4 separate regions of the Homo sapiens genome follow, and regions 1, 2 and 4 are each linked to region 3. The links are chromatin loops, found by intact Hi-C in ENCODE. Cell type or tissue: mammary epithelial cell. All regions are shown on one strand. Region 1 overlaps AKAP6 (A-kinase anchoring protein 6). Region 2 has its middle 39 kb from the start of RNU6-7. Region 3 has its middle 10 kb from the start of LINC02313. Region 4 overlaps AKAP6 (A-kinase anchoring protein 6).

Region 1 (5,000 bases), 450 kb after region 3:
CCTTATATAAATTTGTCTTTACAATGTTGCAAATTTTCTTCTTCACATTTGAAGCTCTCCATGTCATTCTCAGACTGAAGAAACCCATTTGTCTCTGCTGAGCATCTAAAGACTTTTACTATCTGATTTGAATCTCTAGCTCCTTTTCTATCCTGTGAGCCTATTGCTCCTGGCATTGAAAATGCACTTGGCAAATGTCTGTGTATCCTTCAAGACTAGAGGGATTATCCTTTCTATGAAGGCTTCCCTAGTGTCTTCAGGCAGTAACTTCCCCTTTTCTGAGTTCCCACCGGCCCCCCGTTCTTTCCTTACTTGTAGTACATGATCGAGCGACCTGTGGTAAATTGTTTTTATGTGTCTCTTGCACCAGAATGAAAGCTCCTAGAGACAACATTTTATAGTTTATTTATCTCTCACTCTCCCTGCCAGTGCCTACCTCAGATCAGGTACAAACTAGCAAATGTTTGGTGAGTGACTGAATAAATGAATGAAGATTTTGAAAGGTCTTTTCTACTTACATTTGGGCTTGAAGTTGTGTTTTATGTTATCAAAGTCGGTGGTTCAGACATTAGTAAAATATTTTAAAACAGATTCTTCCTTCAAGAGGCATATAGACAGAAAAGCTATAAAATTTCTGCCTCTCATAAGGGAAAGCAATCCCAACACACAGAAGGATAGAAAGTGCTGGTCCTTATTGATTTCCCCAAGCCTCTGTACCACCTCCAGAATTATTTGCTGCTAGAGTCCTGTCACGTGAGAAAAGCAACTCGCTACCATTAAAACCACTTGTAGTCAGTTATAGAGAGCAACCATCTGCTTTAGAACTTCGACTTCTCAAGATTTCTCAGATTTCAGTGAATATTTCACTTAAGACCCTCTTACAAAAGAGTTTTTTTTTTCCTTAGTGTTTTTAGCAGGCCTTATACATAAAACAAATCTCCAAAGTCCTATTTTTAAAAATTACAATTCAGTGGAAGAAACATGCCCTCAGAGCACCTAGTCTATGGTAGGAATAAGACAAATTTAAAGATACGTATTAATAGAAAATATCGGCTGGGCATGGTAGCTCATGCCTGTAATCCTAGCACTTTGTGAGGCTGATGGGGGCAGATCACTTGAGGCCAAGAGTTCGAGACCAGCCTGGGCAACATGGTGAAACCCTGTCTCTACTAAAAGTACAAAAAAATTTAGCTGGGCCTGGTGGCACACGCGTGTAATCCCAGCTACTCGGGAGGCTAAGGCAGGAGAAGTGCTTGAACCTGGGAGGCAGAAGTTGCAGTGAGCCAAGATTGCACCTCCACACTCCAGCCTGGGTGACAGAGTGAGACCCCATCTCAAATAAAAAAAAAAATCAGTAAGGTCTTCTTATGATATTTATGGAGATATTCATATTTACTTATGAAGAGAAACTTGGTTCTAGTTTCAGTGAAGTTTCTGGGTAGTGGTAGAGATAGAAAACTATCTTTTGAGTTAATTTAAAAACTAACTGAGAGCATATGACTTTATTCAATCAACATATAAAGTAAAAGTATACTTTGGTTCCACTGTTTGGGCCATTAAAGGAAAGGAAAAGAAAAATAAGACTAAGATCTGGAGGTAGAGCAGTGGGGGAACTAGGAGACAGTGAAGTTTACATTAGAGAGAAAGAATGGGAGGAAGAGAAGAGGAGGAAGAGATCAACATCTTCTGCTTTTTTGGCCATTCCTTTAGTTACCCCTATTCCTCCATAAACCTTCTATTTTAGTTCTCTGCTTCATTGTCCCTCCTTTTCTTCTAACTTACCTCATCTGGCCCCAAACCCTCCTCTAATGACTTGTGTACCCAAGGCTCCTCACATTCTTCCTTTGGTTTTTAACCAGTGTCTCTCCTCACCTCCATCCTCAAACCCTCACCTGCCTCAGGTCCAAAGTACTACTCACTGTATGATCTCGTCTCTTCCCTCTCTTTTCCTAGATGAATGAAAATTTCGGCCTGTTCATTTCCAGTTTGGTGGAGTCCTGACTTATCTTACCTTTGGTGTGTTACTTAACTTTCTGGGCCTCAGTAATCTTATCTGTGAAAAGGGGATTAGTAATACCTTACAAGATTGTGAGTCACCTAGCAGGTCCTTAGCAAACATTGGTTTCCCTTTCTGTCTTTTCTTTTTGCTGCTGTTTCCATTCCTTCACTTCTCTGCTGATACTAGTGCTTTTTGGTCCTCTCATCAGTTAAGCCATCTGCTGGGAATTTGTCTCTGGAATTCTGCTTGGAGCCTACCCCTCTGTCTGAGAGTAAGATTTCAGAGGGAGCCTCTGAATTGAGGACATTTCTGTACCAGCATCAGAGTGGGACATCACAGGTTCAAGTCCTGGTCCCACCATGTTCTCACTGTGTGAGCGCTGGGCGGGTTGCACACTGTCTTTGAGGCTTAGTTTCCTTGTCTATCATTTGAAGATAATAATGATTTCTACTGCATAGGGTTATAATAAGGATTAAGTGAGCTACTTCATGAAAATGTTTAGTAGAATGCCCAGCACATTGTAAGTGCTCAATAAATGTTAGCTATCATTGGCAGATACTTCAATTTAGAAAATTTGTTGAGTGCTTTGTGCCCAGTGACATGATGTCCTTATGCTTTTCATCTTTTCATCTCAGAATGAAAAATTGGCAGGATTCAAGTGCCAGTTACAGTGGCATGTCCAGAGAAAATTCTTGAGAGATGCTTGCTGGGTTTTACTGCCTGTGGTAGATGGGGAGTGTGGAAGTGTATACCAGCTTTGTTTTTCATGGGAAAGAAACTGTACCAATAGGAGTAAACTGTGGTACAGGGGAAGGATGCAGTGATTTGGATGTGGTTGCCTGGAATAGGAGAGATGTGGTAGCAGCTGGGCTGAGGAGAGTGGGCCCGCAAAGAGTGCTGCTGCCACCACCTGCACACCATTGGTATCTCCACCAGCCTTACCCTCTGGACACTAGCTTCAAAATTCCTATATCACCAGAGCCCTACAACCCCTGGTTTAAAAAAATTACTGCTTCAGAAAGATTATGCTTCATTCTAGAATTAGAGATAGAATTTTGAGGTTCTAATCAGGAGGGCAGATTTTATGTGTGTGTGTGTGTGTGTGTGTGTGTGTGTGTGTGTGTGTGTGTTTCTGTCCCAGTGAAAAGTAATGAGAGAAGCTGAAGATGAAACTACTTCAAAATATAAGCAAAATATTTAGTTGTGTAAAAGAAGAATTGTGTTAAAATAACTTTAAAAGAATATCTTTTATTTAACTGTTTGTCAAAAATAGTATATCATATACTTGCCACAGTAATAGATCAAGGCTTTTTAATAGAAAACAAGACAGGACTGTACCTGTCATGACTGTACCATGTCATTTCCTAATCTAGTCTGAAAAAGTGGGTGAATTATCTTTCAAAGAACTGTATTATTTTCTAGAATGACTGCAGTCTCTGAAACCTGTAACGTGTCACATACTCTGAGGCTGAGACAAAATATCTGAATTTGGCCCATCCCAGAAAATTCAGTATGCTTGCCTTAGTGACATTACAGTGGAGTTACATCATGTGATGTAACATATATAAATTCAACTGGGAGCATTTGGAAAGAAATTTAAATATCATGAGTAATTCTGCATATCAATTTACTCAATAAGCCCAGGCCTGCTCTGGGAGCTCCCTGGGGATGGGGAGCATACATTTGCTTTTCCTTGGTTGATCTCAGTTTTCTTGGGCCTCTCCTTGTGGGAGCATCTCCCTGAACTCAAGGTAATTCTGGTGTTTAAACATGGCTCCTGAGTGCAAGCCAACTTTTGCTTAACTCAAGAAACGGTCATCATCTGTTCCAATCCTAGAGGAAAACAGCATTACTGAGAGGCCAAGTATCAATCTCTCATGCGGCACTTTGCTAATGGATTTCAAAGTGAGCATCTTTGACCATATCTGCTGCCTTGAGAACTTAAAGTTCTGATGAACACTCCAGTGTTCTCTGCTTTTGCCATTGTGCATGTAAGTGACCAAGGGTAGGCTGTTAATGGACTGGTTCATGACGCACAAACAGCCACCAGTAATGTGATGTACAGTGCTGGAATTAGGAGCACCTGATTAAGAGTTAGCACTCTGCTAACTAAAGGCTTACGTTTGGTAAATGCTATGATGGCGCAAAATCCCTTAACTGTTGAAATGAGGCTATAGGCCCAAGAGGAATGAATCTTTGGTCAGTGTGTTCCCTTCTTGCTAGAATAATGGGAGGAGGGCTTTCTTTCTTTACTCGGTAAATTTTCGTGATACCGGAGCAATAGGTAAAGTCTCTAGGGTAAAGATTCTGTGTCTTACATTGCCCTAATCTGCAGAGTATTCAGGATGATCTTAAGACCACTAGAAAAATTCTCATGAGGGAGTGGGGGCTAAAATGTGGGAAATTCTAAAGTTGTCACATGTTTTGTTGTTGCTTAGTCATGTGAGGAGGAGAGAAGCAAAGGATAGCTGATAATGGCTACCTACAAGAAGTCATAGAATCATAGAATTTTGGTAACAGAGGGGACCTCAATGCCATTTCTTGAGTTTTAGAGGAGAAATGATTTGTTTAATACGTGGCAGAGCTAAGACCAGAACCTCAGTTTCCTAGCCTCAGGCTGGTGTTTACTTGTGTTATTTCAGTGTCTCTGATGCATTGGTTTAATAGGAACTGGTTTATCCTGCTTTGTGGGGGTTCAGCTCCACCCTTCAATGAGCTCCCTGAAAAGAACAAAGTCCACATTATTGTTACTTGTTTTGGTTTTAGGGGGCATGATTGTCACTGGCAAGGTGTGAAGTGTACGTAAATTCTGAAAACATTTTGTGCTCATATATGCAGGGGTGGGGAGAGATTAAAATGGGGTCTGTTAGGGTGGGTGGAGGGATATGGATGATGCCTATAATGAAAGCTCCAGTTGCAAAAATTGATTCAACTTATGGTAATGGGTGCTGATGGAATTAATGGGGTTTTATGAATATTCCATGCTTTGATCTGCTTGGCA
Region 2 (5,000 bases), 230 kb after region 3:
TGTGGAATATTTTATGATAGATAATTCAAAATAATATCGGTTGGAGTAAAATTTTACACAGGATAATTACCCTCTGTTCCTGTTGCCATTGTTTCCAAAGGAAATTCTCTATTTTCATTTACTTAGTAATAAGTAAATAAGGAGAGCTATGTGAAACGGTTATTTTAAAAGCTCTTAGTAACAAAAACTATCTGGAAGGTAGGACTGGTGATACAGTTGTACACATCAGAACTGATTTGTTTTCAACAGCCTTATTAAGGATAACACAAGATTTTTCAGGGCAGTAATTACATCTCCACATTCTGTACATTAATCATGACCACACAACATTTCAATAAATTGTGGCATAGATTAATGAAGTTATTAACACTTAACAAAATCATGTCCATAATCGATCTAAAAGTATGTGATGATTATTTAATTGGTGGTCTCTCCAAGGTGTAGGCATCACTAACCAGTCTGCTTAGGTGCCTTTGGAGAATGCATATAGAAGGGAAACTATATGTGTACCGATTGTTGGCAGGCCTTTATTCAGAGGATAAATTTGACTGAAGGTCAGAGAATTCATAATGTAGAGAAACATAAATGGAGTAATTGTGGGAAGTTCTTCCAAGTAACACCTCAATCAATGTCAGCAAACATCCCGGAGAGAAATTTTATAATGGTCCCGACTTCGACTGGTTTGACTCAAGATTTTTCAACTTTACAGTGGTGCGAAAACCATACACATTCAGCGCACTCCTTGACTTACAATTGGTTTATCAGAACTTGGTCCCATTGTAAAGCAAGGAATATATATGTGTTAAATATTGCGGTGGGAAAGGTCAACAGAAGATTACGTATCTCTGCCATAATGCTCAGGCTGGAAAGACCTATGAATGTATTGAAAGGGCCTTCACCTATAAATTGGTCTGACTGCATATCAGAGCATTCACTCTGGCCAGAAGTCACAACTCAGTGTACACCATAATGTCATACTGAAGGGAGACTTATCACATACTGAGTGTGGAAAAGCTGTCAGCCACAAACTAAACTTGCTTATTGAATGGTAGCCAGCCTCCATGATGGCCCCCAATGATCCTAGCTCATGGTTAACTTCTTGCATAGTCCCCTAACTTCAGTGTACCAAAATTGGTCTGTGTGACCTGAAGCATTTTTTGTGAATACTCAAATGGAATTTAAAAGAAGCCAAATTTGTTTATACATTTTTTTAACCACAGCTTCCAGATATTTACAGCTGTCTCATACCACCTTTACTTGGAGAAAGCCAAATTCCCATATAGTTAGAATATAAGTGACTTAACAGCAACAAGAAGGAAGTTCCACTTATAGTAATGTAAGATGATTTGGACCAACCATCCAACTGAGGGCATCTAGACAAAATGGAGAAAATTGTTTAAAAAAAAAAATCAATTTGAAGGCCATTAGAAAGCCAGTAAGCACAAAATTACAACCAGAAGTTGGGAGAGAAAATAACACCCAAGTAGGTGAGCCTGTTTTGGGGGCCACTTTCTCCTTGAGTTTTTTGGCAAATTCTGGAGGAGGTATCCAAGAGGATGACAATATATCTGATGGTGTCCTACAGGCATAGGTGAACAGAAATTGGAATTAAAGACCTTTTAAAGCTTTAAAGTATTTCTATAGTTTTGCAAACGATGTTTACCACAAAATAACAAGGCATGTGTGGAGACAAGACAATATGAATCAAAGACAACACAGATTTTAAAATATGCTTACTCAGTCCAAGGAGATAAAAGTCAAGATGAAGAATTTAGCAGATATCTGGAAAATTACAGAAAAATTTCCAATGTTATATAGCCAAAAATAATACTAGCTGAAATCAAGAACTCAATGTTCTTGTGACAGCTTACTCACAGCTGAAGATAGAATTCGTGAACTGAAAGACTGGTGAGAAGAAAATAGAATAAAACAAGAACAGAAAATATAGAAGATAAGAAATGTTTATCAAATTTAACACCGCAGGAAAACAGCAGAGAGATGCAAAAGCAATATATTGATAGATAATTACTGAGATCTTTCCATAGCTGTCAAGATAAGCAACTGATTTGGGGAAGCTTCTGAATCTCAAGCAAGAAAGAAAAATTCATACCTAAGCATATTATAATAGAACTGAAAACCAGAGAGAAAAAATCTTAAAAGCAACCAGAGAGAAAAAAATCACTTTCAAAATTCTACTACTTCACTAAAAGCTACCTAATCAAAACAGAAACGAAAATATAGTGAAATGGTATCTTTACCTAGAATTTAATGTCTAACAGAAATCACCTTTAAAAATGTCAAAGTTGTTTTCAAGAAAAGTAGAAAATTCTCCTACAATGAAATACTGAATTATACTTTTATAAATCCGAGGGTTTATTAGGAATAATACTGAAAAGAGATTTTCAGGCAAGAGAACTATCCCCAGGTGGAATGTTGATACATAAGAATGAATAAAAAGCAACAGAAATGGCAAATATGTGGTTAAATCTAAGTGCTAATATGAAAACAAGACAAAAACATTATGGATTTAAATACATAATGAACTAAAATAAGGTATCTAAACTGCAAGAGATGTAACTAGAGTTCATGTTGGAAATTCCTTGCTTCTCCCAGAGGAGGGTAATACCAATTAATGTTAGATTTTGTTATGTCAAGGATGCATGTAATTTCTATTGTGACCACTAAAATAATGGTAAGAAGCATGTAACATTCAAACCAGTAAGAATGAAAAAATGGAATAACAGAAAATGTTTAAAGGGGAGAAAATAAAAGGAAACAACGGACAAATAGAACAAAAATATAATATTGTACATTTAAACCCAAGCATTGCATCAAATTAAAAAATAAATATTTGAATGGGACATCAGATGAGTCAAAAAAAAAAAAAAAAAAAAAACCACAACAAAATTACAGGCTATTCACAAAGGCCATACCAAAATTATAAGGATACAGAGAGGTTAAGAGGAAAAAGATGGTATTATAAACATGCTAATATATTTGAATTGTTACTACCCTCTTGGACTAGCAAGAACTTTCCAATGTGAACTCTGAGGGAAATAGGAAAATTCCCCCAAAAGCACAACCTATCAAAACTTACATAAAAAGAGTAGAATACACAAATAGTCTGAAACCTATTAAACTGAATTTGTAATTTCATAGTTTGCTTACACAGGCCCACATGACTTTGCAAGTGGATTTTACTAATTAAGGAATAACACAAATCCTTTATAAAGGTTTCAGTAGAACAACAACAAAAAAAGAAAAACACTTTAATTCATTTTATGAGGGCAACATAATCTTGATAATCAAATTTCTTTCCTAATTGAAATGTATTCTCTTACTTGAAAAACAGCTCCTGGTATGTTCCTGGACCCTAGTAGAGAAATGAACATTGGCCATGTGTCTGGAGTGGCCCATAATGAGTGGGTTTTGTTAGACCCATCAATTCATAAAGATAGGCAGGCCCAGCACCAATGCATTGTAAGATGGAAATCGGACTACCCAGCACGAGTAAGCTATTTAGGTTGGTGCAAAAGTAATTGCAGTTTTCGCCATTCCTTTTTTTTTTTTTTTTTTTTTTTTTTTTGAGGCAGTCTTGCTCTGTTGCCCAGGCTGGACTGCAGTGGCATGATCATGGCTCATTGCAACCTCCGCCTCCCGAATTTAAGCAATTCTCCTGCCTCAGCCTCCAGAGTAACTGGGATTACTGGTGCACACCACAGCGCCTGGCTAATTTATTTTTGTATTTTTAGTAGAGACAGGGTTTCACCATGTTGGCCAGGCTAGTCTTGAACTCCTGACCTCGTGATCCACCTGCCTTAGCCTCCCAAAGTGCTGGGATTACAGGTGTGAGCCACCGCGCCTGGCATTCGCCATTAGTTTTAATGGTGAAAACTGCAATTGCTTTTGCCTCAACCTAATACATAAGCAGACAGATCACCCACCACCACTACTCGTGTTTACCTCCCTCAGTTCACCCCTATGGTTGTATGAGGGGCCTCCTATGGTGAGATAAAGGAGGAGAAAAAGCCCAAGCTTGATTTACAAGATGGGAACATATCTTTGACACACAAACTAACCAACCCAGAGCCATACCTCCTCTATCCTGCCCATACTCCCCAGGAAACAATATTCCCCTGCCTTAATCATTCAAGAGCCAGGTACCGGACACCTAGGGACCACTCCAATAGCTTAGAGTCCACCCGAATTATTGAAACTAGCCAGTGCTCAACTGTACACCCTGCCCTGCCTTGCCATTCGCACAGAAACCCCAGTAAAGGTTCTGACCTAATGCTTTCCCCTCGCGTCTGTTTTTTGCCTTCTGGCTATACTGGCATCTTTCCCACGTGGCCCTGCATAGCATGCCATGCCTCCTGTCTCTAGGACCTGTGAGTACAATGAACTTTATTTTCCTGAGCCTCTCCTGTGTTTCCTCTTGCAGCCACACCTGACTGACCATTACATAAAAGAAAAGGAAATAGACACTGTTAGGAGTGGCTTTGAAAGACGGTGGTGAAGGAAAATGTTCTCAATGGGCAGAGCTATAAGTGGTACTCCTGGCCATCCATCTTGTGTAGAGGAGAAGTAGCCTGAGGTGAGAACATCTATGGATTTATAGGCAGTAGCAAATAGCCTAACTGGCTGGTCAGGGCCTGGAAGAGAAAGGGCTTGAAAATCCGTGATGAGGAGGTCTGGGGTATAGGAATATAGATGGCCATATGGGAATGAGCATGAAGTATAAATTTTGGAGGGTATATTACATAGTAATGCTCACCAGAAAGCATAAACTATGGTCAAGGCACTGACTAACCAAATAGACAACATGACTCAGCCAGTTGACATTAGCCAGCTTTTGTCATTAGTTACCCCTGTGGCACAATGTGCTCATGAGCAGAGTGGCCACTGAGGCAGTGGCGGAGGCTATATACGGGCCTAACTTTCACTGAATGAGGCTATAACTTTCACTGAATGAGCCTGACCTAGTTACTGAATCAGGCTGG
Region 3 (5,000 bases):
TAAATACTACAAGTTTGTTGTGGAAACTTTGAAAATGCAGAAACGTACAAAGAAGGAAATCAAAGTTACCATGAACAGCATGATCCAGAGATAACCTCTGTTAATATCTGCATATGTATATTTCCAATATGTGTATGTGCTTCTTTTTTATAAAATTAGGATCATGCTGTTTGCCATTCAAAATATATCCTGAGTCTGACACTTTTCACCATTTTTTCCCAACATAAGTCACCTCTATCTTTTTCTTAAACTACTGTAAAACTACTAAACTACTATCCCCTAAAATTGGTTTCCCTGCTTCCATTCTTACTCCCCTACACTCTGTTCTCCAAAAAATAACCATTGTGATCCTTTAAAATCCTGACTCTCTCCTGCTCAGAGTCATCCAGTGGCTTCCCATATCACGTAAAATGAAACCCCAATCGCTCCTTACTCTGGCCTGCAGGGGCCTGTGTGATGGGCCTTCTCCAGCTTCGTTCTTCCTTTCCTTCTGTTCTCCCCTCTGCTTACCTACTCCATCTCCAGGGCTTCTTTCCAGCTCAAGCCCTTTCCTGTTGAGAGCATTTGCTTTCCCCAGCGCTACGAGGCTCAGTCCATTTCAGCCCCTGATCCCATACCCTCTCTCAGGGACCACCTTGCCCAAACAGTACCTCTGCCTCCATCATTCTCCTTTCCCTTTCCCTGATTCATTTTCCTTATTAGAGTAATTAGTCTTCTGTAACATGACTGTATTTTTATTTATGTACATATTTATTTGCTTGTTTATTTGTACCCTGTGATCTACGTCTTCCCATTCTCCCACCCCTGGCCACTGGTAATGACTGTTCTACTCTCTGCTTCTATGTATTTGATTTTTTTTTTTTTTTTTTTTTTTTTTAGACGGAGTCGCATTCTGTCTCCTAGGCTGGAGTGCAGCGGCACGATCTTGGCTCACTGCAACCTCCGCCTCCTGGGTTCAAGCGATTCTCCTGCCTCAGCGTCCCAAGTAGGTGGGACTACAGACACCCACCACCAAGCCCGGGTAATTTTTGTATTTTTAGTAGAGACAGGGTTTCACCATATTGGCCAGGCTGGTCTTGAACTCCTGACCTTGTGATCCGCCCGCCTTGGCCTCTCAAAGTGCTAGGATTACAGGCGTGAGCCAGCACGCCCAGTGTATTTGATTTTTTTAAGATTCCACATATAAGTGAGATAATATAATATTTTCTCTATGTCTGGCTTATTTCACTTAGCATAATGTCCTTTTTATGTTGTCACAAATGGCCGGATCTCCTTTTTTAAGGGTGACTAATATCCCATTGTGTATATATATCTATAGATATATATAGATATCTATAGATATCTATAGATACATATACACACACAACACAATTTCTGTTTTCATCCATTTGTTGAAGGACAACTTTAGTTGTTCCATATCTTGGCTATTGTGAATAATGCAGTGAACATAAGAGCACAGTTATCTTTACGAGGCGGTGATTTCATTTCCTTTGGGTATATACCCAGAAGAGGATGCCAGGTCATATTACAGTTCTATTTTTAGTTTATTTAGGAACCTCCCTACTGTTTTCCACAATGGCTGCACCAATCTACATTCCCACCGCATTGCAAAGGGGTTCCTTTTCTCCATCCCCTTGTCAACACTGATCTCTTGTCTTTTTATAATAGCCAACCTAACAGGTGTGAGATGATATCTCATTGTGATTTTGATTTGCATTTCCATGATGATTGGTGATGTTGAGTACCTTTTCATATAACTGTTGGTTATGAAAGTATAAAAAGTAATTTTTATACTTTCTTTGGAGAAATGTCTATTCAGGTCCTTTGCCTATATTTTAATCTGGTTATTCATATTTTTGCTTTTGAGTTGTGTGTGTTCCTTATATGTTTTAGATATTAGCCCCTTATCAAATATATGGTTTGCAAATATTATCTCCCAACCTGTAGGCTGCCTTTTCATTTCGATTGTTTCCTTTGCTGTGCAGAAGCTTTTTAATTTGATGTAGTCCCACTTGTTTATTTTTGCTTTTGTTGCCTGCCACATGATTTTAATGGCTGTAATAGTCTATCATATGTATGTACTATAAGTCTCCTATTGTTAGACTTTTAGGTTGTTTTCCTTCTGGGGTAGTGTAAGTTATAGTCAATATCTTATTTTTACAGCTTTCATCTTGTGAGATTCCATCACTTCCTGACACAAAGTGATCCCATTTATAATGGGATCCCATTTATAATGATAATTTCTATAATCAGGTACTATTCTAAATGCTTTACGTACTAATTTAATCTACCTCATATAGTAAGGTATATACAATCATTATCTCCACTTTCCAGATAGGGAAATTGAGTCCGATAGTGTAAGTAACTTCTTTAACATCACACAATTAGTAAGTGGTAGAGCTGGGATTCCAACAGGTCTCTACTTCCGCAGCCTGAGCTCTCAACCCCTCCTCCACCTCACCAGCTGCCTCCTGATCTTTCTCCCAGCAGATGTCAGCAAACTTCCTTTGTCTTGCAGATCATTACTGTTTTTGTATAGAGAGGCACTGAAGACCAAGTCATGTGCCAATTCACATCTTTGTACAGAATAATATTATCCTGTTCTCCAGTCCTTTTAGCGGATTATAGCTGAGCTCCTCTGAATATTCCTTACTGTATTATCATGGAGCTTGTATTTCTCTACCTTGTCCACAAAGAAAGTGTGCTGACTTGTTTGTCACCATTTTCTAACTAGACAATGGAACAGTTACTACCTGAGGAACCCTGTCAGAGAGGAGATGAGGTTAGTCTGACCAGCATTCATCTTCCTGGGTCAACACAAGGTGTCTAAGCTGCGTTAGAATTTTGCTAAAAGTCCCTGTTAATAAAACGGAGACATTTGCCCCTCTGCAAGTTTCTGCAAGTTCTACCATGCTTCATAAAGTCTCATATATTATAATATTTCCATTTTTTTCAGATGTCAGATATTGTAAATGAATTCCTGTTATTTTAGGGTCCTAGAGCTGCTTATTTTACTGTTCCTGTTGCAGTGAGTATTGGGGTGCCTGTATAGACGGTGCTGAGATGTAATTCATCTGAGGCTGGAGACTTAAATGCAGCAGCCAGGTGCTCTCCTCCTACTTCCTCACTATCACAGACTTTAATTTCCTCTTGGCCATATTTTTGTTCTTCTTTCTGGCTCGAAGGTCATTCCTGATAAAGAAGATGGAAGCAAACTAGGAGTTGAGTAATTCTGTTTTCACTGTATCATCTCTAAATTAACTGTGTCATCTGCCCCCAGCAGGAGGCCAAACTCTTCTCTTGTTCTTTTTCTTGTTCTGAACCCACCCCAGTGGCTCCTGGTGTATTTTATGTGTGCATTCTCCTGTGCCCCAGCCTTCTACTTCCGTGACTTGATTCTTTCTTTTGATGCCACTCCTTTGTATCTGCTGTTGGCTGCAAATTCCTCCTTCCTGCCTTTGTGAGTGTCCTTGTAAAATATAAGCTCATTGGAGACAGTAATTTTTTTGGATAGTTCCCTCTCTTCCTCCTCTCCAGAGTAGAGTCAGAATTAAATTAGGTGGAGCCTCCAGTCTTTCTAGAACCAAGTTCTACATGATTAGAGTCTCTGACCATGGAATCAAAGAGCATTTAGCCTTGTGCCTTACATATAGGAAGTCTGCAATAATGGTAACAATAATAACAACAATAATAACCTTTACTGAGTGTTCACCATAATAGTAAACCATACTAGGGGCTTTATATATGTGATCTCATTTAATTCTCAATGTTGACATATAAGGTAGGTCTTATTATTCACGATTACAGATGAGGATATTGAGATACAGAGAGGTGACATTTGCACAGCCGTAAGGACAGCGCCAAGAGCCTGACTCAGGTCTGTCCAGATTCCTGAGCGTGTACTTTAACCTCCACATTCTGCTGCCCTCTGAGATTTAATCCACTGAATCACCTTCTTTTCTCTGGACTTGTAGAGTTCTTCATTCTTGCAGTCTCAGGAACATAGACGGCTTGCATTCACTTCCTTGGCTCTTGAGAATCACATAGTGACAAGGTCCTTTTCTGTCTAAGTGCCAGTCGATTCCATTGTGTTATCCACCTAGTTCACCTTTAATGGCCAAAATTAGATCCAAGCAGTAGCTCCCTCACAACATCCTTGTCCCTCTGTGACATGAAGTTGTCAGTAGAGCAAGGCCTGAGTGAATTGGATGCTCTGCTTCTGACAGAGTGGGGCTCCTAACAGACCTCTGGATTGTTCTTCCATCATCCCTCAGCCTGCAGAGAACAGAGCCTGATGGTGGGAGTGACAGGTACACCTAATGGGTGGGCCCAAGGGCAACCAGCCTCTCCTTGCCCCCTCCCCACTGAGCTTTCTGTGCTCTGGGAATATTATGCTGGCTTGAAGGTTTTTCTTCAACTATGATTTACATGCCACCTATTCTCAAAAAGAATGTGAAGTAATTTACAATAAAACATGTCTAAAACAAGACAATTAAAACATATTTTTAAAAGAGAGGCAGATGGAGAGAGGTCAGAAATCACTTGGTTTGAATCCCTGACAAGAAGTTATAGCACATGAATGCATTTTGATCAATTCTCGATACAAATGTCTGGGTGTGTAGGAATGGGGAAAAAACTCTGCGGAGTGGGGAACCTTGAACCTCATGGGCCCCATCCTCCACCTGGAGCCAAAATCAAGTGACATCATGCCTAGCAATGCCTGTGAAAATATTAATTCAGGCCGGGCGCGGTGGCTCACGCCTGTAATCCCAGCACTTTGGGAGGCCGAGGCGGGCGGATCACGAGGTCAGGAGATCGAGACCATCCCGGCTAAAACGGTGAAACCCCGTCTCTACTAAAAGTACAAAAAATTAGCCGGGCGTAGTGGCGGGCGCCTGTAGTCCCAGCTACTTGGGAGGCTGAGGCAGGAGAATGGCGTGAACCCGGGAGGCGGAGCTTGCAGTGAGCCGAGATCCCGCCACTGCACTCCTGCCTGGGCG
Region 4 (5,000 bases), 580 kb after region 3:
ACAAGCAACACGGACAAAGTTTAATTGCAGGGTCCATTTTTTTGCTAGTTTCAGAAATAAATTTTCCTTAGGAATTTCCTTGTTGTCAGTGTTTTCTCTCTGATTATTGAGTTCAGCTCTTTTCAGGCCAGACCTCTGTACATCTAGCTTTCTCTGTCTTCCAGAGTCTGATTAGTGTCACAAAGATGCCATGCAATTCCAAAGAGGCAAGATCTTTCTTGTTTCAGTGTTTCAGGTCTTTCTTTAATTCATTCTGTTTACAGAAATCATCTACTGCTACCTTCTTGGTTTTTTTTTTTTTTTTTTGAGACGGAGTCTCACTCTGTGGTCCAGGCTGGCTGGAGTGCAGTGGTGGATCTCAGCTCACTGCAACCTCCACCTCCTGGGTTCAAGCAATTCTCCTGCCTCAGCCTCCAAAGTAGCTGGGACTACAGGTATGTGCCACCACGCCTGGCTAATTTTTGTATTTTTTAATAGAGATGGGGTTTCACCATGTTGGCCAGGCTCGTCTAGAACTCCTGACCTCAGGTGACCCACCCACCTCGGCCTCCCAAAGTGCTAGGATTACAGGTTGTATTAACTATTGATAACCCCTTTATATATTTAGTTCCCCATACCAGTTCTTTTTGTTCGGCCGTCTACTTTTGGCCACACATTTTTTCCTCTTTTCACTGAGCTAAACTGAGTGCTGAATTGCAGTAATAATCTCATTTTAAATGTCTCGTTCATCTTTCTCTTTCCTGTGTTTTAAAATTTTATCTTTAATAGTGTACCTTACTATTTGTAAGTCACCTGCCTTCTCCCCTCTGTTTTGGAAGCAGGTAAAGTATAAATCATAGAGAGATCATATAAGTTGTCCCATCCTTGTAAATCTCTCACATAGTCTTATGCATATTTTCTGTATCTCCAGCTCAGTTGTCCCTCATTTTGTTTCTTTAATTTTATTACTTACTTTACTTGTTAATTTACTTGTAGACATTTGGATTTTCACTAGACATTCACAAGATGGTTTCTGTCTGTAGTTAAATAGTGGTGGGATGGGCATAAGATTTAGGGTACTGTGGAGGGGTGCTTTTTAATCATGTTGATTAATGTTGAAAGAAATGACTTGAGGTTTGGTTGATATTTATATTTACTCAGAGCTAATTTTTTGATTCTGTTTTTCCTTTTGTTTGCCTTCTGAAACTCCACTCGTTGTTTGATATGAGTAGAATTCTGTGTGTATAATCAGAGAGAAGAAAGTTCTTTCTCACTAAGTTTATGGTCAATCTAAGTAAGCAATGAGTTTAAAAATTACTTTATAGACGAAATTAATCTGGAGGTTTAGAAAGTGCATTGAAATTGAATTTGTTTCTTAGCTGGCAACTGATTTCAAAACTGAAGCACTTTTGAGTGCTTTGAGGGATGTTAGCCAATGTTATAGGATTATTTGAATGAACCCTTCATCCTCCATTTTGGTGTGACATTGGGACATTAATAATGAATGATTACTGTACTTGGTGGTCAGATATGCTATTCTGATCCATGTTTATTTCCCAGAGGGGCCTCTGGAAAAGGGCAATGAGGGTGGATTTAAAACCACAGTATTGGAATTCGATAACTTTAGTCTTGCTTTGTATGTCTAGGGCTTGCTGAAGAGTAGTTATAATACGGACAGTCAGTCAAGCAAGGAGCAGGCAAAATACCAAAATAGATTTTCATAACTCAGACATAAGCTGGATTCTGTGTTTTAATTTAGGCTCTAATGCTCAGCAATAAATTTTCCAGAAAATGTTCTAGATTGAAAATCTATCAGTACAAATTATTTGGGTTAGTGAAAGTAAACATAAGTTTATATAAACTAATTAGCAAAAATTATATGTTGCAATAAACCCTAAGGAATTTTGAAGGACTGAAATTTTAGTCATGCAAAGTTTATCCCCAAGGGAGGACTAAGTTCTCAGATGTCTTTACTCCCCCAGTAATTACTCAAAGGCTTGAAAGTGGAAGATTCTGTATCTTAGGGTGTTGGGGTCACTCCAGGAGGTAAACAAGATCTTGCTTTGTCAAGTGATGGAAACTGTCCATAGAACTATCTCCTCCCTTGTGGGTTTATATGAAAATGTAGAAGAGGATTGGTAATCTATTCAGCTATACTCCAGGGCAAAGCAATCAATCAAATTAAAAAGGAGATGGAGTGAGTAAGGTTCACATTCCCACTCTTATTTCAGATTAATAAGTGTATTTTCCTTACCTATGTCTTTATTTCAATTCTGCTAAACTTAAGGAAAAAACAATCAGAGCAAACACAGTTAATAATCCTAGTAACCAGAATTAATGATATGTTATTTATCTGTATACCTGGCTAATGTTACCTGGCCACCTGACATAGAGCCCTAAAAGAATGAGGGTGACTGTGGAGTGAGAGATCCCTGCTTACACAAAAAGAATGCTGGGAATCTGAGGATCCTGCTGCTTTGGTATAATTCAGTTGCCTGCTTTGATATTATACTTTGTATCCTTCTTGTGCATAGTTTGACATGCATTCCCTGACTGTTGTTTTGCCATGGAACTGACTTAACCTCTTGGTTGTTTAACTTTTTATTTTTTTTCTTATTTCTCACAAAAGAAATACATCTCTAGTGGAGAAAAATTTTAAACATACAGATAAACAGTACAATAAAAATCATTTGTAATGCTGCCACCTAGAGAAAATACTATGAATAGCTTTGACATATTTTTTACTTTAGTATACATAGCTATACTTTTTTTCTATATAGAACTCTTTTATAACTTACTTCTTTTCTGGTAACAATATGCCTTGAACATCTTCTGATGCGATTAAATATATTTTACAATGTTTTTAGCATCTGTGCATTTTTTTTCATTATGTGGAATACCACATCATGTTAAACTCATCTCTCTTTTTATAATTTTTCACCATTATAAACAAGTATTTGACAGCATTTCAGTAGGTAAATTCATTATTGCCTTAGAAAAGAATCCTGTGAATAAAATTGTTGGGTCAATGGGAGGTAATGGAGCTTTCCAAAGGTTAATCGACAGCTTGCCTTCCCATCTACCCGATATGAAAGAATGATACTGGCTTCAGAATCTGGATTTGTTGTTATCTAATTTTCAGAACCTTAACCAAAGGACTTTGATCCTATGAGGCTTCATTTCCTGTTCTGGACTCTCAGATGTGAGACCTAAAAACTTGTGTCTATAATATTAGCTCTCAACAGACATACTGTAGTTGTTTAAATACAAATCAACAGTCAAGCCAGTTGCTGTGGATATTTATTTATGTGGGGGAGGAAGGCATAGAAACACATCCTTAGAAGCTGTGCCATGGTCTTACTGATCTAAATAGATAAAAAGTACATCTAAGAAAGAGCTGCCAAAGGTCATACAATGAGTCAGCAATGAAATCCCAAATAGAACTTTGATTTCCTTAACTTCTTTCTCCCAGTAGAAAAAGTACTAATGAATAGGTCAGGAGAAAGCATTTGTAAATTAACCTGTAAGATCCTTTATACCTTGAAACGCTCCAGAATTTCAATGGAGTTACTAGAAATTTACATCAGATAAAACAAATCTAAACTGCTAATGGATATTGATAGATTCTTTACAAGATAAAATCTTAAATGACTGTAATGAAGAAAAAGCAACAGGTGGTATAGGGAGTTGAAAATGAGACTCAAAGGAATCTGTGTATACCTCTTGCCTGGGAAAGGATAAGTAGGAGGGTGGAGGAGTAATGGCCTGAACCCAGCATAGCAACTAAGGAAAACACAACAAAAAGGGCCTCTCAGGACATTAATCCTGGAGTGAAGGTGGGGGTCTTAACTTTCATTCTGAATGAACCATAGACCTTTCCTCCTCAGCTTGGTGGTATGGATCTGCACTGTTATTTCAGGGCCTGTGGCAGGGTGACCTGCAGGAGTCCTAGAATGTATTAGTCTGTTCTCATGCTACTAAAAAAAGACATACCTGAGACTGGGTAATTTATAAAGGAAAGAGGTTTAATGGGCTCAGTTCCACATGGCTGGGAGGCCTCACAATCATGGCAGAAGGCAAAGGAGAAACAAAGGCAAGTCTTGCATGGCGGCAGGCAAGAGAGCTTGTGCAGGGGAACTTCCATTTATAAAACCATCAGATCTCATAAGACTTATTCACTACCAAGAGAACGGTGTGGGGGAAACTGCCCCCATGATTCAATGATCTCCACCCGGCCCCACCTTTGACACATGGGGATTATTACAATTCAAGGTGAATTTTGGTTGGGGACACAGCAAAACTATATCAGAGAGATACCTTTCAATGTACCTAGGACTGGAACTCAAGTCTTCTGATTCTCACTTAGTACTCGTTCTACTACTTGGAAGAAATAACAGTAATTTTACAAGGTTTTTCAGAGATATGTAAAAACTTCTGGGTAACTAAAGCTTGGGCTGTCTTATGGGTGGAGTACACAAAATAAAAGAGAAAGAAAACAAAAGAAAATCTTTGGGCTTGAGAGTACAGGTCACCCATCTAGCACTGTCTTTATAGATGAGGAAACTGAGGCTCAGCAATCTATGGGGATACAGATAACCAATACACACAGGGGCCAAGAATTCAGACTCTCTGATGCCTAGCGTGATGCAAAGTGATCTAGATACATTTTTTGCTTCATATATTCTTTTCATGATCATCTTGAAGCTTTCGTTTCATGGTTTGTGAATTCAATATCGGTAACATCAGTATGTATTAAGACTTCATTTACATGTGGTACTAAACTCTGTGAAGCAAAATAGACAAAGTGCTTGCCCTACAAGAATTTCCTAAGGCAAAGAGACATAGACAGAAATGACCTATACACCACTGAACAAACAAAGCAAATATATAAATTGCATAATTTTTGCCATGTGAGATGGTGAATGAAGAGATGCTTACAGTCTGTTGCTTGAAGAGAAGACCCATCTTCATAACCCTGTGACCTACAGTAGTTACATTGGAAAGAAAAACAAAAGAGTGCT

What was found. Hi-C counts contacts between places; a loop is a spot of excess contacts. Peaks named below come from ENCODE experiments on the same cell type or tissue, not always from the same donor. Only the 100,000 strongest peaks of a DNase experiment are listed, where the experiment ranks them.
Region 1: it touches region 3 in a loop (19-fold over the local background); 7 of 110 quality-filtered maps call a loop at or near these places.
Region 2: it touches region 3 in a loop (5-fold over the local background); 2 of 110 quality-filtered maps call a loop at or near these places.
Region 4: a loop joins it to region 3, with 5 times the contacts of the local background. A loop is called at or near these places in 2 of 110 quality-filtered maps.

What each region holds. Positions count from the first base shown.
Region 1 is chr14:32,380,004-32,385,003 of GRCh38, forward strand. The region is part of intron 1 of AKAP6 (A-kinase anchoring protein 6); the gene reads left to right. Among named protein-coding and RNA genes, the nearest start is that of AKAP6, 53 kb to the left of the region's middle. In mammary epithelial cell, a CTCF peak has its summit at 2,909; a DNase peak (open chromatin) is centred at 2,068.
Region 2 is chr14:32,160,612-32,165,611 of GRCh38, forward strand. No RefSeq gene overlaps it. Among named protein-coding and RNA genes, the nearest start is that of RNU6-7, 39 kb to the right of the region's middle. In mammary epithelial cell, no CTCF peak of the experiment used is centred here; no DNase peak of the experiment used is centred here.
Region 3 is chr14:31,932,383-31,937,382 of GRCh38, forward strand. No RefSeq gene overlaps it. Among named protein-coding and RNA genes, the nearest start is that of LINC02313, 10 kb to the right of the region's middle. RefSeq lists enhancers at 2,163-2,819, 2,321-2,615. In mammary epithelial cell, a CTCF peak has its summit at 2,487 (motif pointing right); a DNase peak (open chromatin) is centred at 2,489; H3K27ac peaks cover 1,833 bases.
Region 4 is chr14:32,511,085-32,516,084 of GRCh38, forward strand. The region is part of intron 2 of AKAP6 (A-kinase anchoring protein 6); the gene reads left to right. Among named protein-coding and RNA genes, the nearest start is that of AKAP6, 180 kb to the left of the region's middle. In mammary epithelial cell, a CTCF peak has its summit at 2,680 (motif pointing left); no DNase peak of the experiment used is centred here; H3K27ac peaks cover 465 bases.